Regions from separate parts of the Homo sapiens genome. Here region 1 is linked to region 2. Evidence: read pairs that join two places in POLR2A ChIA-PET (ENCODE). Cell type or tissue: PC-9. All regions are shown on one strand. Links, peaks and the distances in the headings refer to the core of each region. The heading gives the core; the rest is flanking DNA.

Evidence for each region. ChIA-PET counts read pairs that join two places held together with the same protein. Peaks named below come from ENCODE experiments on the same cell type or tissue, not always from the same donor. Only the 100,000 strongest peaks of a DNase experiment are listed, where the experiment ranks them.
Region 1: POLR2A ChIA-PET joins it to region 2 with 6 read pairs; 6 of 35 experiments call an interaction of 5 or more read pairs at or near these places.

Annotation. Positions count from the first base shown.
Region 1 is chr5:82,260,341-82,272,639 of GRCh38, reverse strand. No RefSeq gene overlaps it. Among named protein-coding and RNA genes, the nearest start is that of RPS23, 12 kb to the left of the region's middle. In PC-9, for the core only: no CTCF peak of the experiment used is centred there; no DNase peak of the experiment used is centred there.
Region 2 is chr5:82,151,937-82,164,235 of GRCh38, reverse strand. The region is part of intron 3 of ATG10 (autophagy related 10); the gene reads right to left. Among named protein-coding and RNA genes, the nearest start is that of RPS23, 120 kb to the left of the region's middle. In PC-9, for the core only: no CTCF peak of the experiment used is centred there; a DNase peak (open chromatin) is centred at 5,055; H3K27ac peaks cover 1,393 bases.

The DNA of each region.
Region 1 (12,299 bases), core at 3,826-7,825, 110 kb before region 2:
TGAGCGTGGTATTTTGTCTCAGGAAAAAAAACAAACAAACATAGGTCAGGTGCAAAGTAAGCCCACCCCACTAGGAACTATCTTGAAAAATTTCAAGAAAGGATTTAAGGGAGATTACAGTGTTACTATGACACCAGGAAAACTTAGAACTTTGTGTGAAATAGACTGGCCAGCATTAGAAGTAGGTTGGCCATCAGAAGGAAGCCTGGACAGGTCTCTTGTTTCAAAGGTATGACACAAGGTAACTGGTAAGCCAAGGCACCCAGACCAGTTTCCATACATAGACAGTTACAGCTGGTTTTAGACCCCCTTCCCCACCACAGTAGTTAAGAGAACAGCAGCATAAGCAGCTGGCAGAGGCAAGGAAAGACCAGCAGAGAGAAAAAGAGACCATCTATACCAATTCTAAGTTAATTTAGACTAAACAAAGTCTTATTAATAGCAAAGGATAATTGAAATCCCAAACTGACAAGGTTTTCAACAAAAGTGAAGTTTGCTAAAAGTTAACAGTGTAACATGTATTATGGTAACTTCTAATCTTGTGGCCTTAGACAATCTAGTTCAAAGACATAAAGAAAGTTCGCTTTAAAAAAAAAAAAAAGGAATGGTTATCTTCAAAAAGAAAAAAAAAAAAGGAAAAAAACGGGGAGAGGCAGAATTTATGTAAAAAGAGTGTTACATGGTAAATTCTTGTCCTGAAATAAATTAACTGGTTGTTTAAAAAAAAAATGTAATAAGTCAGAAAGTTAAGACATGTTGAAAAATTGTCTGCAAAAGTCGTGAAAGAAAAAGTTATAAAAAGTATTTATGCAAAAAAGTTGTATAATTTAAAAGTAATAAGGCCTCCTGAGTACTATTTTAAAAAAACAGTTTATGTGCAAGGTGTATAAGAAAAGTAAAATATACCTTTGGTAAAAAAGATTATAAAAGGGCATAAAAATGTGGATTTTTACCTACATTAAAAAGTTAAAAAAATTGTTTTAAAAGTTTAAGCAAGTTTTAAAACATTAATTGTAAAGAAAATTCTGTGTGTAAACATATTAGCTAAAGTTAAAAAGGTGTCATCCAGTTTTTCTGTGAACTAGACATTAAAAATGCAACAGGTTTTTCTTAAAGGATCAACCTGTTCTTTAACAAAAATTATAAAAAGTTAAAAAGAGTCTATAAAATCTTACATGGTCAAACATAAAAAATTGGATAAATATGTCTACAAGGTTTTATTAAAATTAAGTTTAACATTAACACTAATATAAAGGTAAAATTTAACTTATGTGGTATAAAAATCATACAAGAAGCATTATTAAATATAAAATGGTGTTTAGCTTTCTTTGGTCTAAAAACTAATAAAAATAGGTGCTACAGGAAACATTCATTTTACTAAAGGATCATAGAAGCTAAAGACTTAAAACAAACTTTGGCAATTAAGACAGCATACCAAGATGCAAATGCCTGGTTGAAATAGATCAAATATTCCATCTGCACGTTAAACAAAAGCAATTGTTATGCTTGTGCACATGGCAGGCCAGAGGCCCTGATTGTCCCCCTTCCACTAAGGTGGTCCTCTAGTCGACCAGGCATAGGCTGCATGGTAGCTCTTTTCCGGGACTCTATAGCCTGGAGTAAAAAGTCATGCCAAGCTCTCTCTGCTATATCCCGAAGTCCCTGCGGGTCAGCCCCTGAGGGCCATCCAGCTTCCATCTCCCAACACTAAGTTCACTTCGTGTCTGTCACAGCAAGGAAGAGACTTAGCATTCCTTAGAGACCTGAAGGGATGCAGTGAGCTTAAGAATTTTCAAGAGCTTATCAATCAGTCAGCCCTTGTTCGTCCCCTAGCAGATGTATGGTAGTATTGTGGTGGACCTTTACTAGGCACTCTGCCTAATAACTAGAGTGGCACTTGTGCTTTAGTCCATTTGGCTATCCCTTTCACCCTGGCATTTCATCAACCAGAGGAAAAACAAAAAATAAGACATCATAAAGCGAGAGAAGCCCCTTATAGGTCTTTCAACTCTCACATCTATTTAGATGCAATTAGAGCCCCGCAAGGAATACCAGATCAATTTAAAGCTTGAAATCAAATAGAGGATTCAAGTCAATATTTTAGTAGATGACAGTCAATAAAAATGTAGATTAGATAAACTACATCTATTACAACCAACAGCAATGAGCTTTTCATGAGTTAAAAAGAAAAACTCATGTCGGTCCCAGCCCTGAGGCTACCTGACCTGACAAAACTCTTTACACTCTATGTGTCAGAAAGAAAAAAAAAATGGCAGTTGGAGTTTTAACCCAGACTTTGGGGCCCTGGCCAAAGCCAGTGGCCTATCTCTCAAAACAACTAGACAGGGTTTCCAAAGGCTGGCCCCCATGTCCAAGGGCCCTGGTAGCAACGGCCCTGTTAGCACAAGAAGCAGATAAGCTAACTCTTAGACAAAACCTAAAGTCCCCCCATGCTGTGGTGATTTTAATAAATACCAAAGGACACCATTAGCTAATGAATGCTAGACTAACTAGATACCAAAGCTTGCTCTGTGAAAATCCCCACATAACGATTGAAGTTTGCAACACCCTAACCCTGCCATCTTACTCCTGGTATCAGAGAGCCCAGTTAAACATAAACTGTGTAGAGGTGTTGGACTTAGTTTATTCTAGTAGGCCCAACCTCCAAGACCACCCTTAAACATCAGTAGACTGGGAGCTGTACGTGGATGGAAGCAGCTTCGCCAACCCCTGCAAAGTGACTCTGAAGAAGACGACAAGCCCTGCCCCAGTCACACCCGGAAGCTGACTGGTCCACACACGGCCGAAGCATGAGGAAATGCATCGCGGGACTCATTTTCCTTAAAATTTAGAGTTGTACAGTAAGGACTTCAACTGACCTTTCTCAGACTGAAGGCTGTTCCCAGTATTTACATCAAGTCACTGAGGTAGGACAAAAGATTGCTACAGTCCTATTATTTTATAGTTATTATGAATGCCTAGGAACTCCAAAAGGAACCTATTTGTATAATAACACCCAGTACAAAGTATGTAATCCAGGAAGTGACCAGCCCAATGTGTGCTATGACCCCTTTGAACTTCCCATGATCACAGTCTTTGAAGTAAGACTAAGAACTGGTCGTTCTCTAAGGGACACAAGTAAAATAATAGCTAGAACAGAAGAAAGAAAGGTCCCCAAAAATGTAACCTTAAAATTTGATGCCTGTGCCGCTATTAATAGTAAACAGCATAGGATAGGATGCAGTTCTCTAGATTAGGAAAAAAGTTACACAGCATAAAATAAGTACATCTGTCAAGAATCATATTTATGTGAGATATGTCAATACTGGTCTTGTGTCATTTAGGCTACTTAGAAAGAAGATAAGAAAGATCCTGTTTAGCTCCAAAAAGGAAAAGTCAGCCCCTCCTGCACGAGTGGGAGCTGCAACCTTTTAGAATTGATAATTACAAACCCCTCAGACCCAAAGTGGAATAAAGGAAAATATGTAACATTAGGCATTGATGGAAAAGGACTAGATCCTAGTGTAAGCATCCTAATAAAAGGAGAGGTTCAAGAACGCTCTTCAGAACCAGTCTTTCAGATTTTCTATGATGAACTAAATGTGCCAGTACCTGGGATTCCAGGAAAAACTAAAAATTTGTTTTTGCAATTAGCCGAGCAGGTAGCCCAGTCTCTAGATGTCACTTCATGTTATTTTTGTAGAAAAACTGTAATGAGAGATCAATGGCCATAAAAAGCCCAAGAATTAGTGCCTACAGACCCAGTTCCTGATGAATTCCCAGCCCAAAAGAATCACCCTGATCATTTCTAGGTTCTAAAAGTCTTAATTATTGGACAATATTGCATAGCTAGAAAAAGGAAAAAATTCACTCATTCTGTAGGATGACTTAGTTGCCTAGGACAAAAACTGTATAATAGTACCACAAAAACAGTTACACGGTGGAGTTCAAACCACACAGAAAGAGATCCGTTCAGTAAATTTCCAAGGTTGCAGACTGTCTAGGCCTACCCAGAATTCCACCGGGACTGGACTGCCCCCACCAGGTAATACTGGATATGTAGACATAGAGCCCATGCTAAGCTGCCTAATCAGTGGACAGGTAGTTGTGTAATTGGCACCATTAAACCATCTTTCTTCCTACTGCCCATAAAAACAGGAGAACTCCTAGGCTTCCCTGTCTGTGCTTCCCGTGGAAAACGAAGCATAGCCATAGGTAATTAAAAAGATGATAAATGGCCCCCTAAAAAAAATTATACAATACTATAGGCCTGCCACTTAGACACAAGACAGATCATGGGGATACTGGACCCCCATTTACATGCTCAACCAAATCATACGGTTGCAAGCTGTTTTAAAAATCATCACTAATAAAACTGGTCAAGCCTTGACTATTCTGGCCCAGCAAAAAACTCAGATAAGAAATGCTATCTATCAAAATAAATTAGCTCTTGACTACTTGCTAGCAGCTGAAATAATGGTCTATAAGAAATTTAACCTTACTAATTACTGTCTACACATAGATAATCAAAGGCAAGTAGTTAAAAGGCATAGTTAGAAATATGACAAAACTGGCACATATGTCCATACAAGTGTAGCACAGATTCAACCCTAAAGCCATGTTTAGAAGGTAGTTCCCAGCACTAAGAGGATTTAAAACTCTTACAATAGGAGTTACAATAGTAATAGAAACCTACTTACTGCTCCCTTGTTTGCTACCTGTACTTCTTCAAATGATAAAAAGCTTCATCACTACCTTAGTTCACCAAAATGCTTCAGCACAAGTGTACTATAAAAATCACTATCAATCTATTGCACGAAAAGACATAAGTAGCAAAAATAAGAGTGAGAACTCCCACTAATAAAAAGTGAGAGTCTCAAAGGGGGGAAATGAGGGAAGAGAGAGACCCTCTCATACTGTTTTATATTGTTTTATACTCAGTATTTGTTATAAGAGAAAAAACAAGGAAGTGAAATCAAAGACAGGCAGCCCGGCACCAGGCCTAAAATCAGCCCTGGGCCTTCCTGGCCTAAACCTAGTAGTTAAAAATCAACTCATGACTTCGAACCCAATGTTATCCATAGATTCCAGGCATTGTATAAAAGAACATTGTGAAACTCCCTGTTCTGTTTCACTCTGACTACCAGTGCATGAAACCCCGGTCACGTAGCCCCTAGATTGCTCAATCAATCACGACCCTTTCATATGAAATCTTTAGTGTTGTGAGCCCTTAAAAGGAACAGAAATTGTGCACTCGAGGAGCTCAGATTTTAAGGCAGTAGCTTGCCGATGCTCCCAGCTGAATAAAGCCCTTCCTTCTACAACTCGGTGTCTGGGAGGTTTTGTCTGCGGCTCATCCTGCTACACTATCTCTACAAAAAAAATTTAAATTCGCCTGGCATGGTGGTGTGCACCTCTAGTCCCAGGTACTTGAGAGGGTCAGAGGATCGCTTGAGCCCAAGGGTTTGAGGCTGCAGTGACCTCTGATTGTGCCACTGCAATTCAGCTTGAGCAACACAGTGAGACCCTGTCTTAAAAAATAAAAAAAATAAAAAAATAAAAAATCCTGTTAATAGGATGACAAGACAAACCACAGATTGGGAGAAAATATTTGCAAAACACTTATCCAATAAAGGACTTACATCTAAAACAGAATTCTCTAAACAAAAAGTGAGAAAACACAATCCCATTACAAAATGGGCAAATATACGTCTCTTCACAAAAGAGATGGCAAATAAGCACATGAAAAGATGATCAAATCATTAGCCATCAGGCAAATGCAAATTAAAACCACAACAAGTTATCACTATAACCTGGCTAAAGATGCTGAGAATACCAAGTACTGGTGAGAAAGGAGGGCAACTGCATCTCTCATGCATTGTTGGTGGAAAAATAGTACAGTCACTCTGAAAAAGTGATACTTAACAACATGAGCCAGAAATTGTAGTCCCGGGTACAGGACTGAAATACAGCAATGAAAATAAGTGTCCACACAAAAACCTGTACATAAATATTCATGGCAACTTTATTTGGACAGCCAAGAAATAGAAACAACCTAAATACCCTTCAATGGGCCAATATATACACTGTGGTATATCCATAAATGATACACTATTCAGCCAGATTGTTACATAAAACAACTTCTATGAATTTCTAGGGCAGTATGCTGGATACCAGAAGCCTATCTCAAAAAGTTGTATCTGGTATGGATTCATTTATATAACACTCTTGAAATGACAAAATTATAGCAATGGAGAAGTGACCAGTGATCACTAGGGATTCAGAATGGGGGCAGAGTCTGACAATAAAAGGAAGGATCGTACGAGGGAGTTTCTTTGTGGGAATGAAACACTTCTGTGTCTTTATCTTGGTGATATTTATGGAAATCAATACTTGCAGTGGAATTTCATAGTACTATACACACAATAAAAACATGTAAAAATTGGTCAGTGAGTAAATTCTGTAGTTAATAGTTTTGGACTAATGTCAATTTCCTACTTTTGAAAATATACTCTGGTTATGAAAGATACTATCATTTGGGAAAGCTGGATGAAGGGTATACACAAACTATTCTATTGTTGCAACTTCTTGTGTGCCTTAAATTATTTATAAATAAAAAGTAATGTATTTATATATATGTATATATAAAATTTACAAATGGGTAAGTTAATTTAGTCTGTTATTTAATCTGTATTCTCTTTATTTGCCTAGCAAAGCCCAAACCAATCAGAAATTGTTATAGCAAAAAGAATCAGGAGATCACTTAGTTCTGTGGTTCCCAAACCCAGTGACATCAGAATTCCCCTGGGAAACCATCTTGAGGGTATCCATGAGAAATCTGTCAGGTAGTTCTTATGTAGCTACCCCCTGTTTTCTCCATTTGTGGTTATTACTGCTCTCATCTTAGAAGTTGGAAGCCCAAATAAGGCAGCTGTTAAGTATTTTATAAATAAATTTGCCCAAGTAATTGGCACAGCTCAAGTCAAAACAATAGTCTATTCTCCAAATGGAATTGTTCCTGTCAGAAACACCCCATCGCAAAACGATAAACACTGCCTTACAGGTAGCTACTTAGTAAACTCAGGCACAAATTTATCCGGGTATTTAGTAAGAGTTTTTGTTTTCTGTTTTGCGAAGGGGAGTAAATTTTCTGTGTGTTTGTATGAAAATATTGAAACACTCCAGTTACTGATGTTCTGAAAAAAAATTTTGAAGGTCTAAACACACAACACCTCAGATAAATGTGGGCCTTTTCATGTTATTTTTTGATAGCACTGAGAGACACAGTTCTAATATGACAGCTATAAAAATTCGAATGTGTATCTGTATGTGTATTGGATTCCTGTATTTCATTCCAGGAAAATGTCTAGTTGTAGGATTGGTCATAATGGTCACGCTGTGGATAATATTCCTGGAATCTGTTGGAAGGTTGTCAAAGTAGCTAGCGTTTTTCTTTATTGGCTTTGCATAAAGCCAAGAAAAGAGACTACGATAATAAATTACCATATTACAATAAAATGTTCACTAACAGTAACTTATGTAATCTTTATTTTAACCTATAAAATCTATGTCAGTGGATTATTTAAGCATTAACTCACATTCTCATGCTACTGTAGTTGGGGGACTGTCTTTGCTGGTTATACTGAGCAGTCTTCGTTTCTAACACAAATCTTGTCCTTATTGTTTGGTAAAGTGATATTATGTTTGTTAGTACCGGAGGAAGAGAAGTGGATTTTTATAGCTTATTGTCACACTAATGTCACCACAGAAGGTGTAGAGCAAACCATTAAAACATTTAACAATTAAATGTTTTAAAGCATAAATTGTCTCATAGAAGAAAATAGTTTTTTAGAGTGACACATTTGAAGGGAACCATGAGTGACAAATAACTAATATTTTCAAATATGCACATGCCCAGTCGCCACCTCATTCAGATGGTCACTTAAGCCTCTAATATATGATGTGTATCTTCAAAAACAAGGGAGCCACTCACACACAGCTCTCAGATGTGTGCGATGAGCACCATCACAAATTCCTTCCTTAATGCACTCTGCTTTCCAGCTGACCTGAAGCTTGCAAACAGCAATTCTGATGGTAAGGAGGGTAAGGAGGAAATCAAAGTCCCCAGGTCACTAGTCAGATCTAGCCACAGAAGTACCAGCTCCTTTTACTCTGCTTATTTGTGGTAATAAGTTATTGTTGGCATGAATTCTGTTCTCTAATCTAGTCACAGTGTGGGAGAAATTTTTAAATCTAGCCTTCTAAAACTTTTTTTTTGAGACGGAGTCTCACTGTGTCACCCAGGCTGGAGTGCAGTGGCGCGATCTCAGCTCACTGAAAGCTCCACCTCCTGGGTTCACACCATTCTCCTGCCTCAGCCTCCCCAGTAGCTGGGACTACAGGCGCCCGCCACCACACTCGGCTAATTTTTTGTATTTTTAGTAGAGATGGGGTTTCACTGTGTTGGCCAGGCTGGTCTCGATCTCCTGACCTCATGATCCACCTGCCTTGGCCTCCCAAAGTGCTGGGATTACAGGTGTGAGCCACCGTGCCTGGCCTAAAACTCTTTTATTATAGTTAATTAGAAATAGAAATCCGGGCACAGTGGCTCACGCTTGTAATCCCAGCACTTTCGGAGGCTGAGGCGGGCGGATCACCTGAGGTCAGGAGTTTGAGACCAGCCTGGCCAACATGGCAAAACCCTGTCTCTACTAAAAATACAAAAAATTAGCTGGGCGTGGTGGCGCACACCTGTAGTCCCAGCTACCTGGGAGGCTCAGGTGGGAGAATCACTTGAACCCAGGAGGCAGAGGGTGTGGTCAGCCGAGATCGCACCACTGCACTCCAGCCTGGGTAACAGAGTGAGACTCCCTCTCCAAAAAAAAAAAAAAAAAAAAGAAAGAAAGAAAAAGAAAAAAATAAATAGAACAAGGGGCTACATTGCTTGGCTGTGCTAAAAGTGTAGGACATACAGAGCAAACCCAAATTTCAAAGTGTATATGCTAACAGATGTATTATAATGCTTACTTACCTCTTTCAGCAACCAGCTAATGTTTAAATCTGTACAATAATGGGCAAAGTAAGACATGCTTTAAATAATTTTTCATTTCAATCACAGCTGAGAACAGTAGAGAGAACTGTTACTTTTTAAAACGTGTCTTGTTCATTTCTTGCTTTGGAAACTGGTATTAAATAGATTTTGTCATATCTTTTTTCTCCAATAGCTTTATGAATTTATCCAGCTTATAATAAGATTCTTTTTTCTATACAGTTTGACAACTTTAGGTACTCTGTTCGTGTGTGTTTGCAGGTAGTATGACAACTTTTCCCCCACAAGTTCCTAATAGGTTCCAAGTATTTCTCCAGGATCTTAATTATAGTATACAATAGTTGATTTTGTTTGTTCTGTATTTTACACATTTTCTTATATGTTTATAATTAAATACTTTTCTCCTTATCAACATACTCATCTTCCTCCTGCGTGTGTGTGTGTGTGTGTGTGTGTGTGTGTAATGAAAGAAAGCCATTGTGAGTGGAATTTATTTGCCAGGATTCCCATAGATGGATAGGGTTTGGCCCATAGGTGGATTTTAGAGGGACTAGGAACGCCTGAAACTATATGCAGAATTTTCCAATTATGTGTGTATATTTGTGTATATGAGTTCCTAACACAAGAAGCCAGCTACTATTTCAACCTGTACAACAATGAGGATTTAGTCACATATTACATAATTTTCCATTTTAATCACAGTTGAGAACAACTGAGAGAAGTGGACTGTGGTTTGACATGGTTTATGAGTGTTCCCAATGTTGTCCAGTTCTGTAGATGATCCAGTCTGCAGAACCTGCAAAATGCACATTTTACATTCTGCTTTTATTTCATGGCTGCCCTAATTATGGTCATTTTAGGGAAAAGTTCCCATGCTATTTGTAAAAATTAGAAAGAGGGCACAAAGCCTCACCCTCAGGCATAAAAGCAGAGGACAAAAACCCAAAGATGTTTTTAACATCTAAGAATGGAAGGAATAAATCAAATAAAAATGTTCAGTATGCACCTGTAAAAACAAATGACATAAAGTCTGTTACTGCTTAAAAGTATTTGAGCACAGTAAGAAAAAAAGGGTTAAGTGAAACAAATATGGCAAAATCTTGGTAATTGTTGATTCCAATTTATAGGTATGTGAAGGTTAATTGTACTATTTTTGCATATATTTGAAATTTTCCATAATATTTTTTTAAAATTACATACATATTCCAATTGTTTAACTGCATATTCTCTGGTTAAACTGAACCAGAACATGGACAATCTGCTCTTATAGGAGCACAATGGACATGTAGGGGCAATGAAGTCACAAGAAGAAGGTGAGAAAATGAAATTTAACATGCTAAGAAAAATATAACATATTAAGAAGAAATGAAGCTGAGGATCCACGAAATCTTAGCAAGACAAGAGAAAAATGTTTAATTCAGTGATTAAAGCAAAGTAAAATAATTTTCAAAGATTTAAGAAAATGATAAAACACAGACTGCTGCTGGGAATGTAAATTGCTATATCCTTACTGGGGAACAATTTAGTGACATGATCCTATATCCTTTGATCCATTAATTCCATTAACAGCGTAACCTAAAGAAACAAAATGTGAGCACAGGTTTCTGCCTACATTTCTCATTGCATTACATTTTTTTTTTTTTTTTTTTTTCTGAGACAGAGTCTTGCTCTGTCCTCCAAGCTGGAGTGCAGTGGCACGATCTCGGCTCACTGCAACCTCCGCCTCCCAGGTTCAAGCAATTCTCCTGCCTCAGCCTCCCGAGTAGCTGGGACTACAGGCACACGCCACCATGCCCGTCTAATTTTTTTTGTATTTTTAGTAGAGACAGGGTTTTGCCATGTTGGCCAGGCTGTTCTCGAACTCCTGACCTCAGGTGATCTGCCCACCTCGGCCTCCCAAAGTGCTGGGATTACAGGAGAGCCACTGCGCCTGGCTCATTGCATTACATTCTGAAAGCTCTTTGAGGGTAGGGGCTTTGTCTGCCCTACTGACCACTATATTCCTAGAACAGTTCCTGACACGAAAAAGTGCTGAAATGAATGTATGTTAAATAAACAGTGAGGAATTAGAAAAGACCAAAACTCAAACAATAGGATAATTATTTGGTACATTTTGGAATAGAAGAAATCCTAGCTAGTCATTTAAAATAGTATTTTCAAAGAACATTAAATGACATGAGAAAATGTTCCAGATATATTGTTAAGTGGAAAAAAGCAGGATGTAAAACCATATACAGGATGCTCCTAATTAAATATGTTTAAACTAGCACAAGGAAATACATAAAAAATTTAAAAGCAGTTATTCTAGATGATATACACTTCAGTGATTTTTAAATATTCTCCTTCAAATTCTTCTGTGTTTCCCAAATTATCTATGAGGACTCAAATCTTTTTTTAAAAAGGAATTTCTAGTTTTACATTCTATGGATAGATTAAGTCTAGCATTACAAAAAGAGCCAAAGTCTTCTTTGATTACTTCCAAACCAAGTTCCCACTCTATACCTGCAAAGAGTGATCAAAGAAGTCTTGGATCACCTTTTTTACAAGTTTGGTGTCCTTCCTTCTAGATCACTTTTTATATTTTTCATACACTTGCAGTATATGTACCTATAGAAAATACATGGTATTAGTGCATTTTAAAATATAAACAGTATCAAGCTGCATGCATAGTGACTTCTTAGTCTATTTTGTGCTGCTATAATGGAACACTACAGACTGGGTAATTTAAAATGAACAGAACTTTATTGGCTCACAGCTCTAGAGGCTGGGAAGTCCAAGATCGAGGGGTTGCATCTGGTGAGGCCTTTTTTACTGCTTCATAACATGGTAGAAGGCATCACATGGGTGAGAGAGAGTAAGCAAGAGGGTGCCAAACCCATCCTTTTGAAAGGAACCACTCCTGCAACAATGGCATTATTTCATTCAGAAAGGCAGAGTCCTCATGGCCTAATCATCTCTTAAATGTCCCACCTCTTAATAACTGTTAGAACAGTGATTAGCTTTCCAACACATACATGCTTTTTGGGGGGACACTTTCAAACACAGCTCATAGTTAACATCTACTATTTGTTTTCTGTTTTAACTCAGTAATGTTTCTTGAGATGTGCCCATTTTGATACATGGAGATTGAATTCATTCCCCTTAACTGCTACATAGTACAACATTTTACTTAGCCATTTCCCTATGGATAAGCAGGAAAGGGCCTGGGGACTGTTTCTTTGAAGCTACTGAAGGACAGCACGAGGAGACT
Region 2 (12,299 bases), core at 2,988-6,987:
GTCCTGGGTAAATAGTAAAACCAGAAAACATTAGCATTAAGTAATTCCAGATTGTTTTTGAGACACAAAGAGGCTCTGGATAAAGAAAAAGGAAAAAAAAATCTGAAAAGATCTATTGCCTGAAAAATCTTTACTGTACAATTTTAGCAACAAGATGATGGCTATATAAGCTACCTTCTTCCCTACCTGTGAAAGCTAAAAACATCCTAACAATTGAACAAGAGGCTGTGAAATGTCCCTAAAGATTCTATTGTACTTGCCAAAAGATGATTCATTGTGTGCTGAACAATTCCCAGTTCCATTTTGAATAAGAAAGTTATTTTGCAAGAGGTTGAATTTGTTAGGTATATTTCAAAACCTGAGATGATTCTGTTTTCTTCATTATTGTGCTATCTTTGGTATATTTCTACAATAAATCTTGATTTATAATAGAGTAGATGGCAAATATTAATGTCAACTTGAACAGAGTTTTGTAAGCAGAGATGATGATAGTCATCTCACTTCTCACCTGATCATTTTTTACTGGTTGATTTTTGTGTGTGGGGCTTTTAAAAGAATGTACCTTACTGTTTAGAAGCAATTAATTGGACATGTTGAGTCAGACCCTGGTTCCATCCACTTTCACTTATTTATTGGGGTTGAAGAATTTCCTTTGAAATTAAATTAGTACTAGAAGGAATGAAGCAGGTTGGTTTAGCTCATTTCTACCTCTCATTAAAACAGTAACAACAATGAACAATCAGAAATAACTAAGGAAAGATTTCATACTTTATCAATATGAAATAAGGTTTCCTGTGGAGATAAGCAAAGCCCCAGACTACTTTCAAGATCTGTATCTCCTTTACAGATAATTCTGTAATTCCCTACTCACAGTCAGTTCACTGGGGAGATATTACAATGGATAAATCACAACTGGAGATGTTTACAAAATATTTTTCACTAAACTCCAGTAAACACCATCAATTAAACATAATAAAATAAACAGAAAGAAATCATGGAAATAAATATGCCAGATACAGAAAATTAATACAGTAGCAAGAAAAAGATTTTTCTATTTTGTTTTCTTTTTAAATTTTCACTAGGCATAGGTATCTGTACCTTCTATTACATCAATTCTTTTAACCAAATTCTTTCTTTTTGGTCAATAATTGGGTTGCTTAGCATTTATAATTTCCTTTCTTTCTTAATATTATAAAATAATTCTATCTTGGTGGTAAAAATTACAAATATTGCACAAGTACATAAAAGAAAAAATGAAATTCCCCTCATCTCAGCACTCCTATACCTCAGGTTTGTAACCATCGTTAACAGGCCAGAGTGTATTTTTTTTAGACTTTTTGATTTTTGGCACACAAATACATATACACACATAGACACACACACACCTCCTCCCCACCCCCGCCCCTGCTTAAATCCTGCTATACATACATATGCTCCTAGAGTGGATATTTTCACTCGTGGGCATCCTGCCACGTGCTGCCAAGTCACTGCTATAGATTTAGTGCCTTTTAATGCCTTCTCTATATTTCACTGCATGACCACACCATAGTTGCTGTTGTGTTTTTTTTTAACATTTCCATATTGCCAGATATTTTAGGTTGATTATAGTTTTCTGCTACTTACAAATAAGGCTGCAATGAATATCACAGCACATATACCCTTGCATACCTCTATTTTTTCTATGGTGCAGATTCCTAAGGGTGGAATCACTGTATCAAAGGATATGAGCATTTTAAATTTCAAGAGATGCTGAATCTCAAAAATTCCATCCTCAGAAAAAGGCTGTATCAATTTATATTCCCAGCAAAAATGTCTGAGAATGCTCTTTTCCTATATCCAATAAATACTGAATATTGTTTTTAATTTTTGCCTGTTGATGAATTTTTAAGTATCAATTTCTTATCGTTTTAATTCCTAGTTTCTTGGTTACTTACTAGTGAAGGTGAGCAGCTTTACCAATATGTTTATTGGTAATTTGTATTCTCCCATGATTTGCTTGTTTTTATTCTTTACCTATTTTCTGAATATTTGCATTTTTCTTATTGAATTATATAAACTCTTTGTACATCGGAAATAATAACTATTAGAGATAAATATATATGTCTGCACCATAGAAAAATAGGTGTGCAAGGATATGTGTGAAATATATACATATATACACACATATATAAAAAACACTTTCTGTTTTCTTTCAACCATTTGTTGTACTTTTTTATCACAAAGGATTTTCTTTTTTTACTTTTATGTAGTCAAATCTGTACATTTTCTGTTTATAGCTTCTAAGTTACATGTCTTCATCAGAAGGCTTCCTGCTGTACCCCACCTCAGTCTTACAAATTATAAAGATGTTAAATTTCTTTACTATATACACGTTTTAAAATTAAAATTTAGATCATTAATCCAACTGATTTTTGTTTTGTATATAGTGTGAGGTAAGAAATTTTCCTAGATGATTTCAATAGTTCATCTTTCTTCCATTGACTTTAAATGTCACCATACCTCTGTGTGTGTGTGTGTGTGTGTGTGTGTGTGTGTGTGTTTATTCTCTAATCTTCTCTATTGAGCTATTTCTCTTCTTAGGCCATCACTGTGCAATTCTTAAGTGCATACTTAATCGAAGGATTTGGGTCATTAATTTCTATAGAAAAGTGCAGAAATAGACTGCCTGAGACCCAGTGCTGCTAGTTAAGATACAAGTTTTAGAAAAAATATCCTTCACCCAAACTCGAATTAAGCACTCAGGAATGTGCTGGGGTTGACACCAGGTATGTGAAACTGGTGATCAATTAGGCATAGATCCATATTCTCTGGAACAGGTAGGAGGCTCAAGAAATAAGAGGGAGGGGACAGAACAAGCTTCTTGAAAATCCTGTTAGAAGTCTCACTCCAGTCACTGTTCTCACTGGCAGCTGAGTGCCTTTGTGGGTTGTGAAAGCCAGGGGTATTTGTCCTCTAATTAGGACTGCTACTATGTCACCCAGTGTTGCTCTGGGCAGTCATCTACATGCAGTGACATTTCTGCATGCTTTACTCATATTAGATGAATTTGAATCCTTGGTTTGTGTCTGCTAGCATCTTTCCATCATTTGTGGTCACCTTTATGATGCCCATTAAAATATCATTCCTTGAAGTCATGCAATTTGGAAATCTCAGACTTCTACACATATTCTGCTTCTCTTTCCAGTTAAAAGTGCCAGATGGTTTTAGAACTTCAAGACTAAGGTTCTTGTCTTACTCATTTTTGTATTCCTGGAGATTCTAGTACAGAGCTGAGAACCCTAGTAAGCAATATTTTCTATTTCAGTCTGAAGATCTGTTTCCTCCTATGTAAGTATGTTATAACAAACTTCATAGGTAATTTACCAGCAATCTCACACCATCCTAACAACTAAAAAGAAGTAAATGGAGGAGTAAAGATGCAAAATATCACCAAAGAGGATATACCAATGGCAAATAAGCACATAAAGAAGATATTCAATATCCTTAGCCATCAGGGAAATATAAATTAAAACTATACTGAGATATCACTAAACATCTGTCAGAATGGCTAAAATAAACAAAATAGTGGACACCACCAAATGTTGGTGAAGATACAGAGAAACTAGATCATACATTGCTGGTTGGAATATAAAACAGTGTATAGCCTCTCTGGAAAACCATATGACAGTTTCTCATAGAAGTAAACATATAATTACCACACAACCGACCAACTGCACTCGAGGATTTATCCCAGAGCATTGAAAAACCTGTGCATGAATGTTCATAGCAGCTTTATTCAGAATAGCCAAAAAATTGAAACAATGAGGTGTCCTTCAACAGGTCATGGTTAAACAGACTGTGGTACATCCATACCATACTATTTAGGAATAAAAAGGAACAAACAATTGAGATACACAACAACCTGGATGAATCTCCAGGGAATTATGCTAAGTGATAAAAGTCAATCTCCAAAAGTTATATACCGTATGATTCCACTTATATAACATTTTTGAAGTGACAACACTTTTGAAGTCAAAAACCGCAGATTAGTGTTGGGGGACTGGAGGGCAGAGAGCTAGTTATAAAACGGCAACATGAGATATCTTTGTGGTGATGGAACTATTCTGTATCTTGACCATGGTGGTGGATATGTAAGCCTACACATGTGATAAAACTGTACAGAACCAAATACACACACACAGACACACACAATGAGTACAAGTAAAACTGGGGAAATCTGAATAAGGTCAGTGGATTATATCAATGTCAACATCCTGGTTCTGATATTATACTATAGTTTTAGAAGAAGTTACTACTGGGGGATATTGGGTAAAGGGTAGATGGGATTGTTATTTCTTATTACTAAATGTGAACCTATGGTTATCTCAAAAAATTTCAATAAAAAAATGGAAAGCACAGAAACAGTGAGGCAATTTGAGGCTTGTTAAAAACTAAATAAAATTTTTAAGACCTCATGGTGCTAATAATACAGATGACAGAGGGATCATGTTAATAAAGAGAGTCTAATGTCTGGGATTTGTTTGAAAATAATACAGGAGAGGGGTAAGTGGATGGAAGTATAGAAGGAGCATGACTGGCATGGAGTGGTGATGGCTGAGATTGTTAGATGGGTCCCTGGGTGTTCATTATACTGTTCTATCTACTTTAAGGAGTATTTTAAAGTATTTAAAATAAAAAATTAAGATAAAAAAGTTTCTGATACCATGTTACAGAACACAGAATGAAGAGAATTCTAATAGTGAAAGAAACCTGAATCACTCCACCTAGTCCAACATGCTCATCTTGCAGATACAAACAACAATACACTTCCTGTTGGTGCCTTACCCAATGCCACCTAGCTCCCACTTATCCAGAGTTTCACTTTCTACAGTTTCCAATTACCCATGATCAACCATGGTCTGAAAATATTAAGTGAAAAATCCAGAAATAAAAAACTAATAAATTTTAAATTGTGCGCCATTCAGAGTAGTGTGATGAAATCTCCTGCCATCCCACCTTCCTGGGATGTGAATCATCCTTTGTCCAGAGTATCCATGCTGTAGACACTACCAGCTCATTAGTCACTTAGTAGCAATCTGGGTCTTCAGATCTACTGTTGTGGTATCACAGTGCTTATGTTCAAGTAACCCCTATTTTATGTAATAACAGCCCCAAGGCACAAGGGTAGTGATACTGGAAATTTGGATATGCCAAAAAGAAACTGTTAATCTCTTACTGTGCTCATTATAAATTAGACTTTGTCACAGCTATGTATAGGAAAAAACATAGTATATATAGGGCTCAGTATTATCTATGGTTTCAGGCATCCACTGAAATATCTCCCACACCAATAAAGCGGGACTATATAGTTAGGGGTACAGGAAGGCCTACAACCCTTATCTACTGACACTGAAACCACTGCTCTTTGTACTGTAGTATACCACTTAACTGTTACTATGCTTTATTTGGACTGATGTTCTGAACATCATAATCGTAACACTTTGAGTTAGTTAATATTTTTATTATTTTTCTTTTATTATGTGACTTTTAAAGGATTTGGGTATACAGTGAGCCCTAGGTATACACGGGGGATTGGCTCCAGAACCCCCCCACCCTGAGGATACCAAAATTCACAGACGTTCAAGTTTCTTATATAAAATGGTAGAGTATTTGCATATAATCTACACATATCCTCCCATACTTTAAATCATCTCTATATTACTTATCATACTTAATACAATGTAAATGCTATGTAAACAGCTATACTATATTGCTCAGTGAATAATGGCAGGAAAAAAGGTCTATACATGCTCAGTTCAGATGCAACCACTATAGTCCTAACTACAGTTTTGATCCTGGTTGTCTAAATCCATGGATACGGAACCCACAGAGATGGGGGGCGGGGGGGCAGCTGTATTTCATTTGATATTAAGAGTAATTGAAAAAAGAAGTCACAATATATTGATTTTTCTCAAAATGTTGCTATTTCATGAAGATATGTGTATTTAGAAAATTACATTCATTCAAGAGCTAAAAGATTAAATGGTTCACATTAATTATAGAAACCTTGATTTTATTGAATTCAATTAACAATAAGTTGACAGTGATCTCTCATTTAAAAAATCTGATACGAATTAAGCTTTACAACTAAATCCCATTAAATAGGGATCATGCTGAAGACACTTCACAGCTATTTTATTGAAAGCAAACCCAAATAGTGTATTGGGCCTTGGAAATGAGATCCATATCTCTATTTAGCCTACAGAGAAGGAAGAAAAACTTTTCTTCTATCACTAATAATCTGTATTACTATTACTGAGCAAACGTAAGTAATGAGCTTTATTCATAACATCCCTTGAGGAAAAGATAGTTGATTTGTTTGTTTTCTACCAGTCAGGTCTTTAGTTCAAACCTAACATCACTGGTTCAAAGACAGTCCACAGTCCTTAGCTGTACTGAAGACTGGACACAGAAACCATCTCATCACAATGGAAAGATGCGATGTAATATACTCTTCATTTGCTGATTTTCCTGAGCCAACAGCCATTTAATATTTTCAGAAGTGATAACGACTGATGAAGCCTTCTGATAAACCACTGAAAAATCAATTCCTCAAGAAATAAAGAATTTTAATATTAAAAAGTTTAAAGTGAATTATAAAAATAATCTGTGGGACCTTAAGTAATCAGCTCTTGTTTTGTTTGTTTCAAGGCTCATTATCATACAGTGGAGTGGTCTTTTCACTATCTTAATTCCCAGAATGACTTTTTCCACAATCCCTGTGGCTTCTGAGTAAGTGACTGTCACAAGAACCTTTGCAAGCAACGTAATTCTTTTAGCAACTGTAAATGTTGTATATGGTACATATCAGCGGGTTCAACATATGTCTAACAGCATCCAAGGCAACACTGAAACAAAAAAGGGTGGTTATAAGATGATCCCAAGGATAATATCTTAGTGAGGCTCTCCCCTTCCCAGTAATATTATCACTACTACTACTGATTTTTTTTTAAAAGGGGGTAAAAAGGTGCCATTCTTTACTCTCCCTGCTACATCAACCAAAGTGAATTAGCAACAGCATGGCCAACGTGGGTTCCCACTGAGAGGAAGAATCTGTTTCCTGTGCAGGATTAAAACCTCTTCTCCAGGCAGGCATGCTCAAGGGCGAGGCAGGAGGGAGGGGATGCAGAAACCCGCCACAGCACATCTGGCAGTTTTCTGGATGTTTACAGCTGGCTCCACTGTGCTTCCTAGACCCTGTTTCTTTTAAGACTGCATAGGAAACAGCAAGACAGCTAGTGCCTGGAGCTGGGAAGCCAGCAAACACGCCAAGTAAAAGGTGGAACTGTGGAAGAGGCTATCTCTTAGAGTCCATGCTACAAAACACAGGTTCTTTGGCAGGAGGAAATAGTAATAATGCTTAATCGCACTTATCACTTATTTCTATACATCTAAAAGTAAAAGAATTAGCAGAATAATGGATTTGAAAATCAGAAATTCTTTATGTAAAACATGACAAACTAGAGGAAGAGGGGAAAATTTTGACCTCTTGAAAAATTATCAAGCTTCAGAAGTCGGTCAAGTGTGTTTCTCTTCAGTGTTACCCTTTACATGTGACATAAGAAAGGCCAGCATCAACTCTAACAGTTTACAGTTTTTCTAAGCCTATTGATGTACATCATGTAATTTGTTCCTCTGCTCTAGGAGGAAGGCCCAAGGTCTCCAGCAAGTAAGAAACTGAGCCAGGGCACAAAACTAAGCCTTCAGGCTCCAAGTCCAGGGTTCTTTCTAGCCTGCAAAGACCATCAGATTCTTGGTGGTGAGAAATGTTAAACAGACGTATTCCTGGCCTCCACCCCCAAAATTCTAATCCAGGAGTTCTGGGATGGGTTTTAAGACTTCACCTTATAAGCAGTGTTCCTGGTGATGCTATGCAGGTCTTGCCTCACATACACATGGAGGGTCTACTTTGTGATTCTTTACTTTTGTAGTCTATGGAATTATAAAGTCAGGAAACTCATTCACCAAGACCCAGAATTATGCCATAAACCGGTTTGCCTTCACTAGCTGCTCATCTATGTTTTGAGAACCACCGTTACTTCATTTGGTCTCCTCTCGGAGGGAGCCTAAATGCACTTCCATTAACCTAAGACCTCAGCTTATCACCCCCCACTCCCAGTTTATTGCCCCATTCCTTCATCTTCTCCTATATAAAAATTTCCTTCATTTTGTCCTTTTCCTTCTAATTGGTTAGTTAATTCTTGCTAAACTATTAATGGCCATTAGTGGCTTAATATGTTACTCCTTTATCAATTATTATATTCAACAGTAGATTTGTGGCTGATAACCCTAATCAAAAGGAATCTTTAATAATGGAATTTGGAGTGCCAAAAAGGAATAAATTTTGCACCACACATGTAACCACCAATCTGTGAAACTTGCCTTATAAGGCAGTCTATGTTTTAACTCCAGAGCCAGAAAATTCTTCCTTGTTACCTTGCTAGAAAGTAAATCAGTTTCCACTAGATTTATCCTTGCAGAAGATTAAGAACAAAGAGTCATTATTTTTATATAATATGAATAAATTTATTTGTTCCCCATATTGAATAAGCCCAGTTTCTCTAATTTTTCTTATATCTCTAGTTCCACAGATCTCCAAACATTTTTCTAAAGGGCCAAGTAGTAAATATTTTAGGCTTCTGTGTGGGCCATAGGTCTCTGCAGCTGCAGCCTGAAAGCAGCCACTGGCAACATGTAAACAAAGGTACGTGGCTGTACTCCAGTGACATTTTATTTACAAAAACAAGCTGTAGTCCATAGACCTTAGTTTGCCTACCCCTGAAAATCCTAATTTTAAGGCCTTCTTTAATTTCATTTTATTATATTTTTACAAGCACTAAACAGAATTTTATTAAAGGACTTGTATCTCCATTTGGTGAACTCTTTCCCCTTTCCATTTTTTTCCTGTCTTAGGATGTTACATTACATTTCCAAGGGTCTAAGAAATTCTGAGCCTTAAAAGGACAATGATAATTAAATCCAATGGGCTGAAGTTTGGCTAAAGTCATTTTCTAAAGTAAGAGATAGCACTACCCTAATTTAAACAAGTGAGATTTTTAAATGTCTTGATGAATAAACTGCAAGTTCCTTCAGCACATGAATAAACTTCTACACTCAAATTCAGAACTGAGTAAATTTCTCTGCCAAAGAGTGAAAATGATAAAGCCTTCATAAACAGACCAAGAGGCAAGCATTGTAGGAATGTTAGAGGACTGTGAATCCTAAAGCACAGGCCCTCTCACACATGCACAAGAAACAGCATGTCTAGGAATCAGCAAGGAACTGTTTCAGTAAGCCATGAGTTCCTTCCCTTGCTCAAAACTGTCTCTGGATTATATGGATATGAATAAGGATTTATTTGTTTCTTTGCTTGGTTTTTACCAGGAGAATCCCTTTAAGATTTCCACAAGTATCTATGACGTGCCAGGCACTATGCTTGTGCTGGGACAAAGATGTGGTTGTTGCTTTTAAATAATACTATAATATTTCAGCAGTAATGAGAGCAACATTAAGCTCTCAGCTTTCTATTGGGATTCAAGGAGACACTCAAAATCTCGGATAAAAACACATAGACTTCAGAGAAGCATAATATAGGCAAAAATAAAAAAGCACAGAATTTGGAGCTAGATGTGGGTTCAATCCCTGGCTCTGCCACTCATGGAATGGACAGGTCATTTGACCCCTCTATGCCTCAGTTTCTTCACTTGTTAAATAAAGGCATCTTTCCCTTGTGATTAAATGAGATAATGTATAAAATGTGTATATCTGGCACATAGGTATACTAATTAATCATACATTCATTCAAAAAATGTTATAGGATACACTAAATATTCTAGATCAAAGGTGTCCAAACATTTTCTTAAAGAGCCAGATAGTAAATATTTCAGGCTTTGGGCATCATAAGTCTCTGTCAAAACCACTCAACTTTGCCACTGCAGCATGAAAACAGCCTAGATAATATGTAAATTAATGAGTGTGGGTTTGTTCCAATAGTGCATCATTAATGAACACTAAAATTTAAATTTCATATTATTTTAATGTCATAGAATATTATTCTTTTTAAATTCTTTTTTTAACCATATAAAAATATAAAAACCATTCTTAGCTTGTGAGCTGTACAGAAATACACAGCAGGCTAGGTGCTGTGGCTCATGTCTGCAATCCCAGCGCTTTGGGAGGCTGAGGCAGGAGGATTGCTTGAGCCCAGGAGTTCAAGGTTGCACACTGCACTCCAGCCTGGGTAACAGAGTGACACCCTGTCTCTAAAGAGAAAAAAAAAAAAAAAATAGGCAGCAGGCCACAGTTGCCATCGTCTGCTCTAGACACTGTCCTGGGGCCTGGGAATAGAAGAGATAACAATAATAGATATTATGTCCTAATATAAGGAAATACATTAAAAAATAATCACACAAAGAGCTATAAAATTATAATTACAACAAATACTATTAGAGAAAATGCACAGAGTCCCCAAGTACATAAAATTTTACCTCCAAATCTATGAATTTTGTTTGTGAGATTTTAATTTTTCTTTTTCAGCTTCATTCAAGTGTAAACCAGTTTTATGTAGCACTGATCATTTTAGTATCCTAATCACCCTTAACCAAGGCTTATTTTAGTTCAATGATCACAACACCCACCCAGATAGATTTTCAGGAACTGTTTTTGTCCAAGTTTACCAGATTGCCTAATCACTTAGAATCTGTCACCCCTGTCACCTCTGATTATCCAAGCTTCTTCCCGATAAACTCTTGCTGCAGCCCACTAAAAAGTGTCTGCCTACACTTTCTGTTGCCCCCAGCAATAGTTTCTGCTTGAGAATGCCCCACAAGTTTTTTTCTCAGCTTTACAAATAACTCACTTATACATGTGTGCCCACTTGTATATGCATGGACAGCACACATATACATTCAACTAACTAACGTTCACTGAGCATCTACTATGAGCTAGGCATGGTGCCAGCACTGGAGATTTGTTGGCAAACAGATATGGTGTTTGCTCTCAAGGAACTTATAACTACAGAGAGCGTGGGAGAAAAAAACATTGCATAAACAATTATTTGAGTATAATGTTGCAAGTGCTATAAGAATATAAGAATACATCTTGAGGCCTTATCCAGTTGGCAGACTTGGAAAGGCTTCTATTACAGCACACATATCCCTTTGAATGTGAGTGAAGGCAGGGCTTTTGCCTGTCTTATTCACTTACGTATTCCAAGCATCCTGAACTGTACCTGGCAAATAGTAGACATTCAATCAATATTTGTTAAGTGAAATAAATAAGTGGAATGAGTATAAATTGTCTGTTGCCATTTTCATCCTATAAATCAGAGATCTCTAAACTTTTTTTATCATGACACTAGGAGTCAAAAAAGTTAAGCACTCAACCCTAATATGTGTATATTTACCTCTTGATCAATTATGAATATGTATTTCTATATGATATATTTTGTATATTATAAAATACACTAAAATATAAAAATTTTAAGGATAAGACAAAGGTGAAGGAAAAATATTTCAAGGTCATTCTTTTAGTTGGGTGATGATCTGGGTACTAATGAAAGTAGCCCTCCTACCCAGCTCTTTGCTCAGGCACCAAAAGGCCTTGGCTGGCCCTCTACCCTCACCCTTCATTGAGCTTCTTGCCTATTTGGCTCTTAGATTTCTGCGCCAGTGGTTGTGATTGAATAAAGTTGCAGAAATGTTGATTTTAAGGTGCCCATTGAAAAGTTAGCACCTCAAAATGTGACAGATGTAAATAGCAGGCAAATGAGCACACTGTTACCTGGTTTTCCCAGGACTCCACGCTTCAGAGTCAGTGCTGCTGAGCAGCCAGCCAGTCCTGCTCACAGTCGTGGATGATCAGACACCCAAAAATCAAATGTCTAGATCCCATATGCTCAGTAGTCCTGGGGCGGCAGCCTTAATTCAAAGTAGACTCTAAAGAGCCAGAGGTAATTTCCTTTCTCTTCATAAAGAACCCTGTCCTAATCTGCACCAAGTCAAAGAGCCCTGGGTTCCAAATATGTAAATCTATTCAGAAAATAAAATGCTACAGAAAACTAAACTTATTTTATTTAGTAATGGTGCAGACATTTTCTTGCCAGTAGTATTTTGATGAGAGCAATTTGATTGAATATGTAATTTTTTGTTCTTCTTTGTGTGTTTTAAATCTTGACTGTAATATGGCATTTCAAACATCTGGGTTCAGGTCTTTTTACATTGTTTTGATAGGTGATTTTAATGGCTGCAACAGATGAGAAA